Regions from separate parts of the Homo sapiens genome. Here region 1 is linked to region 2. A link is a contact called in ENCODE Hi-C or POLR2A ChIA-PET data. All regions are on one chromosome and are shown on one strand. The core of a region is the stretch at or near the end of the contact, and the rest is flanking DNA. Distances in the headings are between cores, read along the strand shown. Region 1 holds the start of FAAP100 (FA core complex associated protein 100). Region 2 overlaps RPTOR (regulatory associated protein of MTOR complex 1).

Region 1 (7,600 bases), core at 4,989-7,488, 720 kb before region 2:
TTTTTTAAGATAAAAACTGCACAAAAGGGGAGTGAGAGAGACTAGTTTCCACATCCTTCCCTCCTTTAGTGAAGCCCCCGAGGTTGTGTCCAGGGTGATGAGTGTGGACGGGGGCACCAGTCAGTTCTCCCTTGAAGTAAACCTCAGTGCCTGAGACTTTTCTACCAAGCCACACAGCTGCAGCAACTGCAGATACTGCGGGCTGAGCAGGAGCAGTGGTGGCGCCTGCCCTGAGGCTGCCCTGCGATGGCCTGGGTGGGAGAGCTGGGTCACCGGTGCCGATGCTCTGGCCCTCCCCAATACGCTGCTTCGTCCCACTGCACCGCCTGGCTGAGGGCGTTAGGGGCTGTGCCTCTTGTGAGGGCCATTTGGGACCTCCCTGGGGCACTGCACAATTGATAGTGTACCAATAGAGGGAGACTGGGCGATCTGGAACAGCACGTGGTGGGGTCCTGCTTGTGTGCTCTGCGTTCCTCTGTGGCGTGGCCAGGCCGGGGCATGGCTCTTACCCGGGGAGTGGTGGGCATCTCGATGCTTCTTTGCCTTAATGATGGCCACATCTGGGCTGCTCTGCACCCACGGGAGAGGCTGGCCCAGCTGCAGACTGCTTAGGGACTTCTGTGTCCATCCTGGGGGGTAAGCCCACGTGACCCACATTCTTGGCACTATGAACAGAGAACATTTGCCTGTTGGCTTCTGAAGTGGTCAGGGCCATGGCTGACACCTCCAGGTCCGCCTGGCATGGGACACCAAGTGGAAGGCCCAAGCAGCTCATCTGCTCTTGGGACCAGGGGCCAGTTGGGTTGGGTCTGGTCACGGCAGAGCTATTGTGGAGGGTCAGGAAGGGTGGAGAGGAGCTGGGTTGAAGCGGACTGCTGCGGATGCAACTCCCAGCTTGCCCACCGCGGGCTGTCTGCTCTCCCTCCTAGCAGCTGTCACACTGAAGTTTTGTCCTCTGCTGTCTCCTCTGGTCCTGAGATGAGCTGTGAGCCTAGGTGGCCAAGGCTTCCTGCATTGCTTCCCTGTGAGTCCAAGGCCTTCCCCCACCACTGGGCAGAGGCTGGACAGCACGGACTTCTAGAGAGAGCCGCGTTGCCAGTTCCTCTCCCACTCGCTCGTCCTTATCCACCACGCTATTATAGTTTCCGTTGTCCTCCACCAGCATTTCCCTTACTCTGAAGTTCCGGCATTCACATCATTCATGTTTTCTTTTGTCTTTTAGCTAAAGGAAAAGCATTGGCGATTTGTCTGATTCTGGTTTTGAGTTACTCTTTGTTCAGTAATGCACTTTATTTTATTGTCCAAAGAGAGTCAGAGCTAAGCATACAGGCTTGGGGGTGAGCCCTGCTGTGAGAGTTCAGGCCCTGGGAGGCTCAGCCACCTCCTCTTGTGGGAAGGAGGTCTCAGCCCCACCTCGCATCTTCACCTGCCCTTGGTGTGGACACACCCTCTCATGCTACCAGCACCATAATCCAGTGGGGGTGACTGGGTGCACACCTGCCCAGGTGAACACAGCGGCTGCCAGTCTCCTGGTCCCGAGAGGAGGTGGGGCCTGGCCCTGGCTCCCTCCAACCAGCTGCTCCTGGGACACAGGTGCTCCTGCTTCGGCTCTGTTTCGGCTCACAGGTGTGCATCACTGGGCTTGGATTTGCATTACATTGACCCCAGCCCTGCAGTGGAACCTAATAAAAGCGCCTGAAGCAACTGCCTGGTCCTGGTGTGTCCTTCCTGCGCACTCAACTGTTGTCTGGCATCTGCTCAGTGTGGGGGGATTTGATAACTTGTCTCCAAGATATCACTGTTTTACGTGTATGTGCATGGTCCATTTAAAGGTGGGGATCCCACTTCCCCAGCCGATCCCTCCCAACCTTGGCTCCTCGATAAGTTTCTTAAAGTGCTAACATCTGGGGGAGGAGGAGAGTGCGTCAGTGTTTGACGGCCCCGCCGCCCTTGGGTGCCTCTTCTGCCTCTGCCGCACCTGTCAGCCCTGCGACTGCCCCACAGTCACTGCTTTGTGGACAGGTACATGTGGTCAAACAGCAGGTGAAGGACAAAGCCCAGGAAGGCCAGACTGCACAGGTGCAGCAAGGAGTGAGGCCTGGGGGTGACACACTGCCTGTGTTCCTGCTTGAGCTGTCTTTCCCTGTGACAACAGAAAGCGTCTAGAACAAGTGCTCTCTGAGCCTCAGATAGGAGCCTGGCAGTCACTGTTCAGCACCACTTTGTCCTTTGGTCAGTGACTCATAGCTGACTTGAGCAGTTACTAAAAAAAACTCCAACTAATTTCTGAAGGAGGGCCCTGGGGTGAAGCAGGCCACAGGACAGTGACCAAGGTGTCCTGGCTTCTGGACTCCAGGAGCGAGAGGGTGAGTCCCCCAGCACCCGGACTCCAATCCTGCACCTTCAACACAGTGCAGTTCACTCGATTTACCCACAGCTCCTGGGATCGCTTGAGCCCAGGAGGTTGAGGCTGCAGCCAGCTGTGATCGCAAGTCCAGCCTGGGCCACGGGGTGAGACCCTGTCTGAAAAAAAATTTAAAAAGCTGAGGTGAGGAGGCTCGGGGAGGTTGTATCAGAGAAAGCAGCAGCCTGGGCCATGCAGTGAGCCAGTACCTGATCATGGCCGTCTTATGTGAGAGCCAGTGAAGATCCTTGGCATCCTCTTTGGTTCGATGTAAAGATAAAAGCCGGGCGCAGTGGCTCACACCTGTAATCCCAGCACTCTGGGAGGCCGAGGCAGGTGGATCACCTGAGGTCAGAAGTTCTGGCCAACCCGGTGAAACCCTGTCTCTACTAAAAATACAAAAACTAGATGGGCCTGGTGGTGCACACTTGTAATCTCAGCTACTTGGGAGGCCCAGGCTGGAGGATCACTTGAACCCCGGGGGCAGAGGTTGCAGTGAGCTGAGACTGTGCCACTGCACACTCCAGCCTGGGCAACAGAGCAAGACTGTCTCAAACAAAAAAAACAAAAAAACTGGGTGTGGCAGCTCACACCTACAATCCCACCACTTTGGGGAGGCCAAGGCTGGTGGATCACTTGAGGTCAGGAATTCAAGACTAGCCTGGTCAACATGGTGAAACCCAATCTCCACTAAAAAATAGAAAAAATTAGCCAGTGTAGTGATGTGTGTGCGCCTGTAATCCCAGCTACTTGGGAGGCCAAGGTAGGAGAACTGCTTGAACCTAGGAGGCAGAGGTTGCAGTGAGCCGAGTTTATGCCACTGCACTCCAACCTGAACAGTGTAAGACTCTGTCTCAAAAAATAGGCCAGGCGTGGTGGCTCATGCCTGTAATCCCAGCACTTTGGAAGGCCGAGGCAGGCGGATCAAGAGGGCAGGAGATGGAGACCATCCTGGCTAACACAATGAAACCCCGTCTCTACTAAAAATACAAAAAAATTAACCGTGCATGGTGGCAGGTGCCTGTAATACCAGCTACTCGGGAGGCTGAGGCAGGAGAATGGCGTGAACCTGGGAGGCAGAGCTTGCAGTGAGCCGAGATGGCACCACTGCACTCCATCCAGCCTGGGCGACAGAGTGAGACTCCATCTCAAAAAAAAAAAAAGACTGTCTCAAAAAATTAAAAAAAAATTTTTTTTAATCTGTCATCCAGGCTGGAGTGCAGTGGCGTGATCTCGGCTCACTGCAAGCTCGCCTCCCGGGTTCACACCATCCTCCTGCCTCAGCCTCCCGAGTAGCTGGGACTACAGGCGCCGCCACTATGCCCAGCTAATTTTTTTGTATTTTTAGTAGAGACGGGGTTTCACTGTGTTAGCTAGGATGGTCTCGATCTCCTGACCTTGTGATCCTGCCCGCCTCGGCCTCCCAAAGTGCTGGGATTACAGGCATGAGCCACCGTGCCTGGCCAAAATTAAAAAATTTAAAACAGTTCTGGATGCCACTCCCCCATTAAATCAAGCAAATTGTACTGCTTAGAAATAGAACTCAGGCCCGGGGTTCGAGACCAACGTGGCCAACATGGCGAAACCCTGTCTCTATTAAAAAAGACAAAAAATTAGCCTGGCGTGGTAGTGTGCACCTATAGTCCAGCTTTTCGGGAGGCTGAGGCAGGAGGTTGGCTTGAGCCTGGGGTGTTGAGGCTGCAGTGAGCCGAGACTGTGCCACTACACTCTAGCCTGGGAGACACAGTGAGAACCTGTGTGTGTCAAAAAAAAAAAAAGGGAGAAGTCGGGTTCCTGGGTCCCTGCCTCACCTTCCTGCTGTGTTCTCCTTATTGGGCTGTGCTGCTCTGAGGAGAGGTCCCTCAAGGCCCAGCCCTCCTCGCCCTCAACACAGCCTGAAGCTTCATGGTTTTTCTCCCCTCAGTCTGACCTAAATTGACTCCTTCATATACTTCGTGCTTAGGGAGATGATAACACCTCCAAGTTGGGCATAGAAACGCAGTGTCCAGCGGTCTGCGCTGCTGTCTCGAAGGCTTCCGCTAGGAGTGTGTGCATCTTCCACACCCACGGACAGAGAGGCTGCCTCAGCCCTCATCACTCTTCGCCAAGTACAGGTGGGGCACGGCACAGCCCAGCAGCTGATGGAGAGCCGGCCTTCAGCCCTTCGCTTGTGTCTAACTCACCCCCTTTCCCCTGGGATCCATGCTTAAGGTCCCCCACATGACTACTGATCATAAATCTTGTTGCAGATAGGAGCTGGGCTTGGCGTGGGGCCAAAAGCCTGCCAGCCCCCGGAGCAGAGTGGGGTGGGCAGCGGAGTAAACCGCGGGGTGAGGCTGCTGGTTTGGCGGGCCTTCTCCCACGTCCGTTTCCTCCTCCACGTGATCGTGATCATTTCCTCTAGGACAGTCTTGGCATGTTACCATCCGTATGGAAGAGATGGCCTGGGAGGACTGGATGGGGTTGGTGTGTGTGAGCGAGTGACTCACAAGGCTTCAGAGGGTTAAAACTAGCAGTCAGAAGACCTGCGGATTCCTGTGGGGAAATTCGGTCAGAAGACCAGCGGAGGATCCCTGTGGGGAAATTCACAACGATGCGGCATCTGACTTCCTGACTCTGAAGGCCAAATGAGATGCACCTGGCCCTCCTCTCCCCACTCCCCAGCATCAAAGACAGCATTTCCAGCCCAAACACCTTCAGAGCAGCCCTGGCGAGAAGAGAGGAGCAAGGAACTGACTCCAGGTGCCGCACTTGAGTCTGTCTAACCCAACATTCAGAATCAGACATCCCCGTTGCCTTGGGGTCAGTCCCCACCCCAACCTCAAAGGGGGGCGGTCAGGATGTCTGCAAGTGGTGCTTTGTGCTCCAGCAGGTGCACCCGGACTCCACGATGTCTGCCTAACTTCCAAGCCCAGTTTTGCAGCCCTGCCCCTAGATTCTCCCTCGAGGGTGTCTGGCCTTAGCGCTCTTCAGATTGGCTTCTTAAACGGAGGGAGGCGGGCCGGGGGCGGGGTTCCTTGGTCATTTACTTGTGAATGGTGTGCCTGGTTTCCGCTCTCTTCCGGGCATGGAGCAGGTGTCCGTACTGCAGGCCCCTCCACGGGCGTTCTCTGGTCAGTACTTCTCTCCTGGAGGAAGTGGAGAGCTGCCAGGAGGGAGAGGGTGGAGGTATCTTGCCCTGGCTCACAGTCATTTTCTTGTCCTCTGCCCCCAACCCAGAAACCCCATTGGTGTACTCCCTGTCCCCACGTGTTCAGCCACGGAGGGAGGGACGCACTTCCACCTAAGCTGGCTCACTCCGCTGGGCCCTGAACGCGGGGGCGGCCGGGGCGGCTCGCAGAGCACAGGGCAGAGACCCATCCCTAGGACGACAAGAGCCGGCGCTGCCCCACCCCGACCCCGGCTGGAGTGCGCTCCGGCAGGACCCAGCTGCTCTCCGAGAGCCCAGAGAATCGAGGCGTTTACGCAAAAGCCCGAGTAGCTGAGCGCTTGCTCCGGGGAGACGCCCCGCCCAAGAGCAACCTCTGCTCGGCCAGGACCCGCTTCCCCACCCTGGGGAACCCGTGCAGCAGCCGGGGCCATGAAGCCGCCGAGGGCTCCCACCAGCCCGGCCGGGTCAACCTCGACCTGCGGCACGGTGCCGCGGCCCCTAGGAAGGCTCCCCTGCTCCCCGTGGGTACCAGCGACCGCCCCAGCTCCCGGAGTCCCTGCAGCGCGTCCTTTCCGGCCCGCCCCCGGCACCGCCGACCGCTTTACGGCGGAGGTCGCGCCGCACAGCGGGCTGCCGTAAAGCGCTCCGAGGCGGAGCCGCCGCCGCGCGGCCGGGGCTTCTCACTCTGACGGGCCCGCGCGCACGATGGCCGGCGCCGCGCCGCGGGTCCGCTACCTGGCGGGCTTCTGCTGCCCTCTCGGGGGCCTGGCGGCGGGCAAGCCCCGCGTGCTGTGCCATGAGGCAGAGGTCTTCCTGTCCACCGGGAGCGAGCTCGTCTACGTGTACGACCAGGAGGGCGGGCTGCTGACCGTGAGCGCCGGCCCGCGGGGGCGGGAGGGACCGGGCGGGGGCGGCGGTTCGCGTGAAAATGAAGACCGCGGGCCCGCGCGTCGCGTCGGCCTGACCCGCGCCCCGGTCCGCAGGCGGCGTTCCGGTTCCCCGACCAGGTGTGGCACCTGGAGCTGCTGGCGCCGCGCAGGTTGCTGTACGCGCTGTGCGCCCGGAGGGGCCTCTACTGCCTGTCGCTGGACCACCCGGGCAGGAGCAGGTGAGGGCGGGCCCGCGGCCTCCCTCCCGCACACTCCTGCTGCCCCCGGACTGCTTCAGAGCGAGCAGCCCCACCTCATCGCGCTTGGGGACCCGGGCTGCCGCCAGCTCTGAAGCCTCGGCCGCCATCCCTGCCCGATTATCTGGAGCCCCTGCCCCCAGCACTCTTTCTGCAAGTGTCTTGCTCACAGTCCTTAGTAAGTGGGGTTCACATGGTTAAGCCCACGGCGGGGCGCGGGATCCTGTCCTTTGGGCCCTGGTGGCCCGGTGCTGTCTGGTGAGACACGCCCCCGAGGTTGGGTCTTTATTGGAGGGAGGAGACAGCAAAGGCACCGTGACCCCGAGTCAGTGATCAGTGGACACCATCTGGGTTGGAAGGAAGCGAGCTCCGGGCAGCCAGGCCTGTCTTCAGTGCAGAGCCAGCAGCTGCTGACCGCGGCCCAGGCTGTAGAGGGGGCAGCCTGTGCACTTTGCAGCCTGGGCCTCAGCCTGACGGTTCTATGCTGACAGGTGTCGGTTCACGCTGGTTTTGGATGCCTGGTACTTCTTGTCAAGAGTATCCTTCGTGGGGAAGGTGGGAGGCCATGTGGCAGATGGACTGCTGAGCGGCCTTGGGGGTCACTGCGGGAACCCCTGAGCCAGACTACTCCATGCCAGGTTATTGTGAAGAGAACGTGGGAATCCCACCCTGCCCAGGCCTGACCAGTGCGTCCCTGTTCTCAAAGGTCTACGAGCCAGGATGACAGGGACAGCGAGGACGGTGACCAGCCTTCCCCCGTGATCCCTGTGGACCCCGATGCCTGCATCCTTCCCGATGCTGCGCTGTGCGCGTTCACCTTGCTGGACAGTGTGCTGGTCACCCTGGTGCAGGGCCCTGCCCGATGGAAGATGCAGCTGTTTGAGCAGCCCTGTCCTGGGGAGGACCCCCGGCCAGGAGG
Region 2 (6,549 bases), core at 2,409-4,908:
CCTCACACCTCTCCCCAGAGCTCCACACCCCAATTCTACTGTAGGAACAGCCGGCAGTCTGAATTGGACCTCACACCTCCAGGCCAGTTCCTGGGATTCCCAGGTGTAGGCAACAGCCTTATGGGGCACCCCCAGCCACCATCGCCACTTTCCTGACATGGCCTTGTCAGAGCCTCGGTGTTGTCCTAACAGCCCCCTCCCAATGGGCCCCTCTGCCGGCACCTCCCTCCAGGCCAGCTGCCCTGTGAGCTTTCTCGGAGGCTCTAACACAGCCCCCCTAAGCCTTTCTGTGGCTCTGGCCTTCTCGTGGTACCCCAGGCCTGGCACACCCCAGCACCTCTGACATCTCTAGCCCTGTGGCAGAGGGACAGCAGCTGCCTCTGACCGACCCCTGCTTTGTGTCAGCTGCTCTACAAGGACACTGTGAGGGAGACATGATCATGAGACTGTTTCACCCTAGAGAGACAGCCACGCGCCCAAGGCCGCAGAGCCACACGCTGAATTACAGACATCCTGCAGGTGCCCTGGCATCCAGCCGTACCCAACTTCTTTCCCAGTGCCAGGCACATAGCAGGCTTTCAATATGCATTGGCTAAATGAGAGTGAGGGCGAGCAGGAAAGCACCCTCTGTGCATGAGCAGCCCCGTGTGACTTTCGAGAAGGAGAGAGGGAAGAAAAGATCTGACCGGGAGCCATGAGCCTGGGCTCTGCTCCCAGCTCTGCTACCCACTAGCTCCGGCCCAGGGAGCGGCTGACCTGCCTGCCTCGCTGCCTCGCCCGGAGGATGAGGGCCTGACCAGGGAGCCCGTGTGGGAGGCTGCTTGGTGAAATTCAGCGTGTGGCTCTGGGGCTCTGGGCGCGTGGCTCTCTCTCTAGGATCCGTTTCACCATCTGTGAAATGGGCTTATGATCATGCCTCCCTCACAGCGTCCTCGTAGAGCGGCTGACACAAAGCAGGGGTCAGTCGGAGGCAGCTGCTGTGGCCCCGCCACAACATCCAACATGAACTCTCAACTGGAAGTGAATCATCACCTCGCTCTCAGCACAGCCACAGAACACAGTCTTGATCTCCGCGGATACAGGTTGAGTATCTCTTCTCTAAAATGCCTGGGACCGGAAGTGTTTTGGGTTTCCGATATTTTCAGGTTTTGGAATATTTGCATATACATAATGAGATATCAGGGGATGGGACCCAAGTCTAAGAGTAAACTCCATGTATGTTTCATATACCTCTTACACACACAGCCTGAAGCGAATTTTACACAATTTTGTGCATGAAACAAAGTTTGCGCCCGCAAGGTCGGGAGGGGAACTGTCCACCTGTGGCAGCGTGGTGGCCCTCACAGAGTTTCGGATTTTGGAACATTTTGGATTTTTGAATTAGGGACACTCAACCTTCGTCGTAGGGATGGAGGAAGGACAGCAATCCCTTCAGCCCTACTCTCCCTTTCTGCTAGAAATATGTTCCTTGTGGAAACCGAGTGATGATCAGTATACTGGATTCTGCTTCTAGCACTGCGCTCTCTTCTCCTGGGTAATTTTCTAAGAGACTCGAGGACTCTGTGTTATTTTTTAGGTTAATGACACTCCGTGCTGCCGTGTCAAAGGGCATATTTTCTCAATGTCTTAGTAAAGGACCAAAATGAGAATGAAAAATGTTAAAATCCAGAAAAAAAAGTAAAAGTTTAAGATGAACAAAGGGACTAAAGAGCAATTTTTCACTTTCAAATATATGAAATATATTTCAATTTTCCCAAGACTGGCCCTCTTTGCACAAACATGCCCTTCCCCTGCCAACAGAGTTAAGAAGCAATCAGGAGATAATCAAAAGGCCTCAAAGTACGTGCAATAAATAGCTCCCATATGCCCAGTAAATCCCCAGCTGCAGGCAAATGGTATTCAGCAGCATTGAGGGAGATTTTACTCTTTGTTAAGACAGAAGCAAAGTCAATTATTGCAATTAAACTCTATAAAGATTCCTCGAATTTAATCAAATAAAAAGTTTCTGCTTCAGGAGTTAGAAGAAAGTGTGTGCAAGTTAGGGGAGGTGGAGGCGAGAGGAGGGCAGAGAGGGTGTCCGGGCCGTGGGCCGAGCAGACCAGCGTGGCACCTGGTGTGGCCTCGGTCAGTGCTGGGCAAGGCGCCTTTGGAACCATGCCTCCCGGAAAGCCTATTCGCACGTTCTCCAAGGCCCTCGCTTGGTGTTGAAGGCCTGAACTGCACTGGAGACATCGCTCAGCACACCGGACAGGATGCCGCCCAGCAAAGCTGTGTCAGAGCCACGGGTGACAATCTCTCTCGGACACGTGACCCATGTTGCTGCAGTGGGACATGTGCTCCTAAAAGGCTGGGGGCCCACTTGGATCCAGCCCCGGGGTGGGAGGCGGGGACTGACCCAGCTCCACATTTCAGACCAGAAAAGCAGCCCCAGATGGTTCTGGTTTCACTGATGCACAGAGGCTCAGGAGGCTGCGGGGATGACACAAAGCCCAGGAGGAAGGGCTGTGGCTCGGCGCCCAGACGATGCACGGAGGCTGCTCGGGGCCGTCCGGCTACCCAGGGCTGTGGACTCGAGGCAGAGCTGTCTACATGAGAGGAGGAAAATAACTTTGTTCAAGTACTAATGAGAAGAAAGGATGTAAAAGAACGCCTACAAACCGCTGAAAGACAAGCGCTGGAACCCGATTATCAGCACACAGTGAAGCGGCCCTGAACCTCAAGCCACAGCTCGGCCTGGGCCCGAAGGACAGCCCCACTCAGAGCAAGGCAGGGAAGACGGAGGTACTGGGAGGAGCTTGCACCCTGGCACCGCCTGCTGAGCAAGCCAGAGGCCCTCTCGGGGCCGTGGGTGGTTTATTTATTTATTTATTTAACCAAATTACAGGGCCAGATTACCCATTAAATTCTAAAATCGCATGGCAACCTTTTGTTTTGTTTTGTTTTTTGAGACGGAGTCTCACTCTGTCACCTATGCTGGAGCGCAGTGGTGCGATCTTGGCTCACTGCAACCTCCGCCTCCCGGGTTCAAGTGATTCTCCTGCCTCGGTCTCCTGAGTAGCTGGGATTACAGGAATGTGCCACACGCCTGGCTAATTTTTGTATTTTTAGTAGAGACGGGGTTTCACCATGTTGGTCAGGCGGGTCTCGAACTCCTGACCTCAGGTGATCTGCCTGCCGTGGCCTCCCAAAGTGCTGGGATTACAGGCGTGAGCCATTGCACCCGGCCTGCACGGCAACCTTTTAAACAGCAGAACAACGGTATTCTCTAATGAACATTTATCTGTTGATTAAAACTGGCTGCATTTTCTACGGTAAAATCAACACACACTTGCAGCTCTAATTTGGGATTCCCAGCTAAAGACAAGTGGGAAAGTGGGTCCTACGTACACACGAGAGGCCATGGTGGTGGGCTTCGGCGGCAGCAGCCAGCCCTGTGAGGTTTGGCAGCACACGACAGCAGAAGGTGGGAGGGGACCGGGAAGGTGTCTGGATTAGCACTTCCCACAGCCTGCGATCAAGCTGCCTGGAGAAGCAGGGCTGGAGTGCTGGAGTGCAGATCTGAGGGGAGGAGGCTGTGATTAGCTGTGACCAGCTCATCTGCATCGTGGGCTCCTCCCCCCCAGCAGCTGGGGGCAGAGGGACTTTCTAAGCTGTTGGCTGTTCTGATGAGTCACTCGCCTGGAAAACATGTCATCCAGGCAAGAGCTGGGTTTTCAGGAAACAGCCCTGAGATGGCGGGTGCCCAGGAGGTGGGCTGGAGGAAAACCGTCCAAGTCCAAGTCCGCACAGCCTCCATCTGCGCTGATCAGTCAGAGCGCGCCCGCCCCGGGAACGGAAAGCACGGGTTATTACCGCAGAGAAACGCAGGGTTTCAGGACCCCTGAAATTGAAAGTGAAGGAGAATGACTCCCCGGTGACTTTGCATCAAACATTAAACAGAAAGCCGGCTCTGAGTATTCATTACTGCCGCGGCCTGAAGCAAAGTGTAAATGCAGATGACTTCATGTTTTAACCTCAATGTTTGTTAGGCTTTGTTCCCTCTTTCCTCTTGCTAAAAATTCAACCTCTCCATCACCACCCAAGGAGTATAATAGCTAGATTGTACATTATTTATTCCAAATGCTCTTTTCTGCTATCTTTCCTGTGTGCTCCCTGGGGATGTACACACTTTGGTCTATTGATGAGGGGAGGAGAGAGCTCTGGGCATTGTTTTCGTGGCAGACAGCCCTGCAGAGCCCCCGGTGATGCTCCCATGGTGAGGAGCCCACCTCCACAGCAGCTCAGTCCTCAGTTGCAGTTGGCAAAATCTAGTAACAGAGGAGAGCACGATTCTGTTTCTGAGCCGAATGTTCTCCGTCTGAGCGTCTGAAACCACTCCTCACTCCTTTGTGCCTCCCTCCCTGCCCTTGTTAAGGAACAGCATTGGAGCTGGGACATGCCACTCAAGGTGGAGGCCACATTCCCTCCCTCCCTGGATGAGGCTGGACCAGACACTGCCACAGGACAGGGGGGCGATGGGCATGTGAGCTCCAAGTCTGTCCCCCAGGCCTGAGCTGCCTCGTCCACTCCTCGCGGCCTTCCCACCTGCGGGAATGTTGCTCCAGTGGCCAGCACGAGCTTCCACGGGGGATGGAAGCCTCCAAGACAGGAGCCGCCTGCACCCTGACACCTGGGGCCACGGCAGCCTATGCTGCCTATGCTCACACATGCCCATTTGTAAAGCCCCTGGATCACGGGTTCCCAATGAATGGGTGTTTCAACTAGTACACCTAACTACCTCCAGGGAGAAAGGCAAACCATTCAATGGAGTTTTTCCACACTAACCCAGCCGGTGTCTCAAGAGCGGTGTTGGCTGCATGCCCTCCGTATCCACCTGGCTCAAGCCCTTATAGCCAGGCACCAACATCTTCCTCATCTCTGGCTCAGCATAAAGGCCCTCCACAATCAAGACCAGTACCAAGTCTGTGTGGTTACGCCTCCCTAAATCTGCAACATGGTAACATGGTGGAATGGACTGGCTTCTTGTTAAATTTTACTGTGTGCACAGTGATACACAGGGATACACGGTGACATACAGGCACACACAGGGATACACAGTGACACACAGGGATACATGGTGACACACAGGGATACACGGTGACACACAGGGATACACAGTGACACACAGGGATACATAGTGATACACAGGGATACACAGTGACACAGTGACACACAGGGATACACAGTGACACACAGGGATACATAGTGATACACAAGGATACACAGGGAGATGCTGCTGCCCTCTGTGGAAGTTCACTGTCATCAGAGATCTGACATCTCTGCCTCCAGAGCCTCGGCGGGATTCCGATGGACAGTGATAAAGTCATGCATGAAATTCATCACGAGCAGCAAGGACTGCTCATATCTAAGAAGGCCTGGGGTTTCCCAGTCTTCCAGAAGCCTCCCTCCTGTGTCCAGACTAGTAAACTCACTCGTGTTAAGGACGTGGTGAGAGTGTCTAAGAGTTAGAATTAGACTTCGAATGTTAACACGCCTAGGACAGAGTGGAGGTAAAATTCTGCAATAACGGACTCCACAGAATCAAATGCCTTATTGGAGGGGGATTTTCTCAGGGTGACATGGACTGAGGAATCGTCTCAGCCTCCGTGGGGAATGGAGAGGAGGCAGTGCTGGGGCCTGGTCTCTGGGCAGTGCAAGGGCAAGTACATGCCTTTCTGAAACCCGGGAAGGACGTGGAGCTAGTGCAAGCCAAACCTCTGTGCTTGCCTCTCCTCCCTCCTAAGCACCTTAATTGTGTAGCGCATTTGGGAAAACACACATCGGAACAACACACGGCTGCTATGGAATCTCCGCTGGGAAGCAAAGAGCTGCTTTAAAATGATGTTCCCTATTGGGCGCGGTGGCACACACCTGTTAATTCCAGCACTTTGGGAGGCCAAGGTGGGAGGATTGTCTGAGCTCAGGAGTTCAAGACCAGCCTGAGCAACCTGGTGAAACCTCATCTCTACAAAAAATACAAAACAATTAGCTGGGCGTGTGCCTGTAGTCCCAGCTACTTGGGGGTCTGACGTGAGAGGATTGCTTGACCCTGGGAGGTTGAGGCTGCAGTGAGCCAAGATCACACCACTGCACTCCAGCCTGGGTGACAGAGCGAGACCCCGCCTCCGAAAAAAAAAAAAAAGATGAAAATGATGCTCCCCATCATGGGAAGCCTCTGCCATTCCTGAGGAGCAGTGCACCTGCGATCTCACCTCAACTACCAAACTCCTTTCGAAGCCACTGGAGCAGCGCACCTGCGGTCTCACCTCAACTACCAAACTCCTTTCGAAGCCACTGGACAGCAGCGGCCCGTGCAAGATGGCCCAGCGCGGGGGCACCGTGGGGCGCAGCAGCCCGACGCCGTGAGAAGGCCGTGCGTGAGTGGCTTTGGCAGAGCACCTGGAAAGGGCCTTTTACAAACTGTCAGCACTCAGAATTGGGGGGTGGTCTACTACCGTTAAAGTCATTCCGATAAATTTTCTGCACACATAGTGAACTGATACAGACTGA

Evidence for each region. Hi-C counts contacts between places; a loop is a spot of excess contacts on that map. ChIA-PET counts read pairs that join two places held with the same protein, here RNA polymerase II (POLR2A). Pooled maps may share reads with other maps.
Region 1: a pooled map shows a loop between it and region 2 (3-fold over the local background). The contact joins the promoter of FAAP100 here to the enhancer-like site in region 2. A Hi-C loop is called at or near these places in 1 of 50 pooled maps. POLR2A ChIA-PET finds 5 or more read pairs at or near these places in 2 of 52 experiments (Panc1 and activated T-cell).

Annotation. Positions count from the first base shown.
Region 1 is chr17:81,550,991-81,558,590 of GRCh38, reverse strand. FAAP100 (FA core complex associated protein 100) reads left to right here and starts at 6,238. Exons shown (of 9, transcript NM_025161.6): 1 at 6,238-6,425; 2 at 6,539-6,663; 3 at 7,388-7,600. The coding sequence starts at 6,261. LOC124904085 (a long non-coding RNA gene) reads right to left here and starts at 6,232. Exons shown (of 2, transcript XR_007065947.1): 1 at 6,085-6,232; 2 at 1,272-5,549. It overlaps NPLOC4 (NPL4 homolog, ubiquitin recognition factor), which reads left to right. Exons shown (of 17, transcript NM_017921.4): 17 at 1-1,704. RefSeq lists enhancers at 4,607-5,182, 5,712-5,831 and silencers at 5,232-5,301, 5,312-5,391, 5,972-6,131, 6,272-6,511, 6,572-6,671.
Region 2 is chr17:80,830,385-80,836,933 of GRCh38, reverse strand. The region is part of intron 9 of RPTOR (regulatory associated protein of MTOR complex 1); the gene reads right to left. Among named protein-coding and RNA genes, the nearest start is that of CHMP6, 160 kb to the left of the region's middle. RefSeq lists enhancers at 1,999-2,770, 3,540-3,849, 4,316-5,088 and a silencer at 3,495-3,711. Within about 2 kb of position 3,658, at least 41 of the 41 ENCODE cell types and tissues checked have a DNase peak (open chromatin) inside an H3K27ac peak, as active enhancers do; they include Panc1, where a contact is called at or near this core.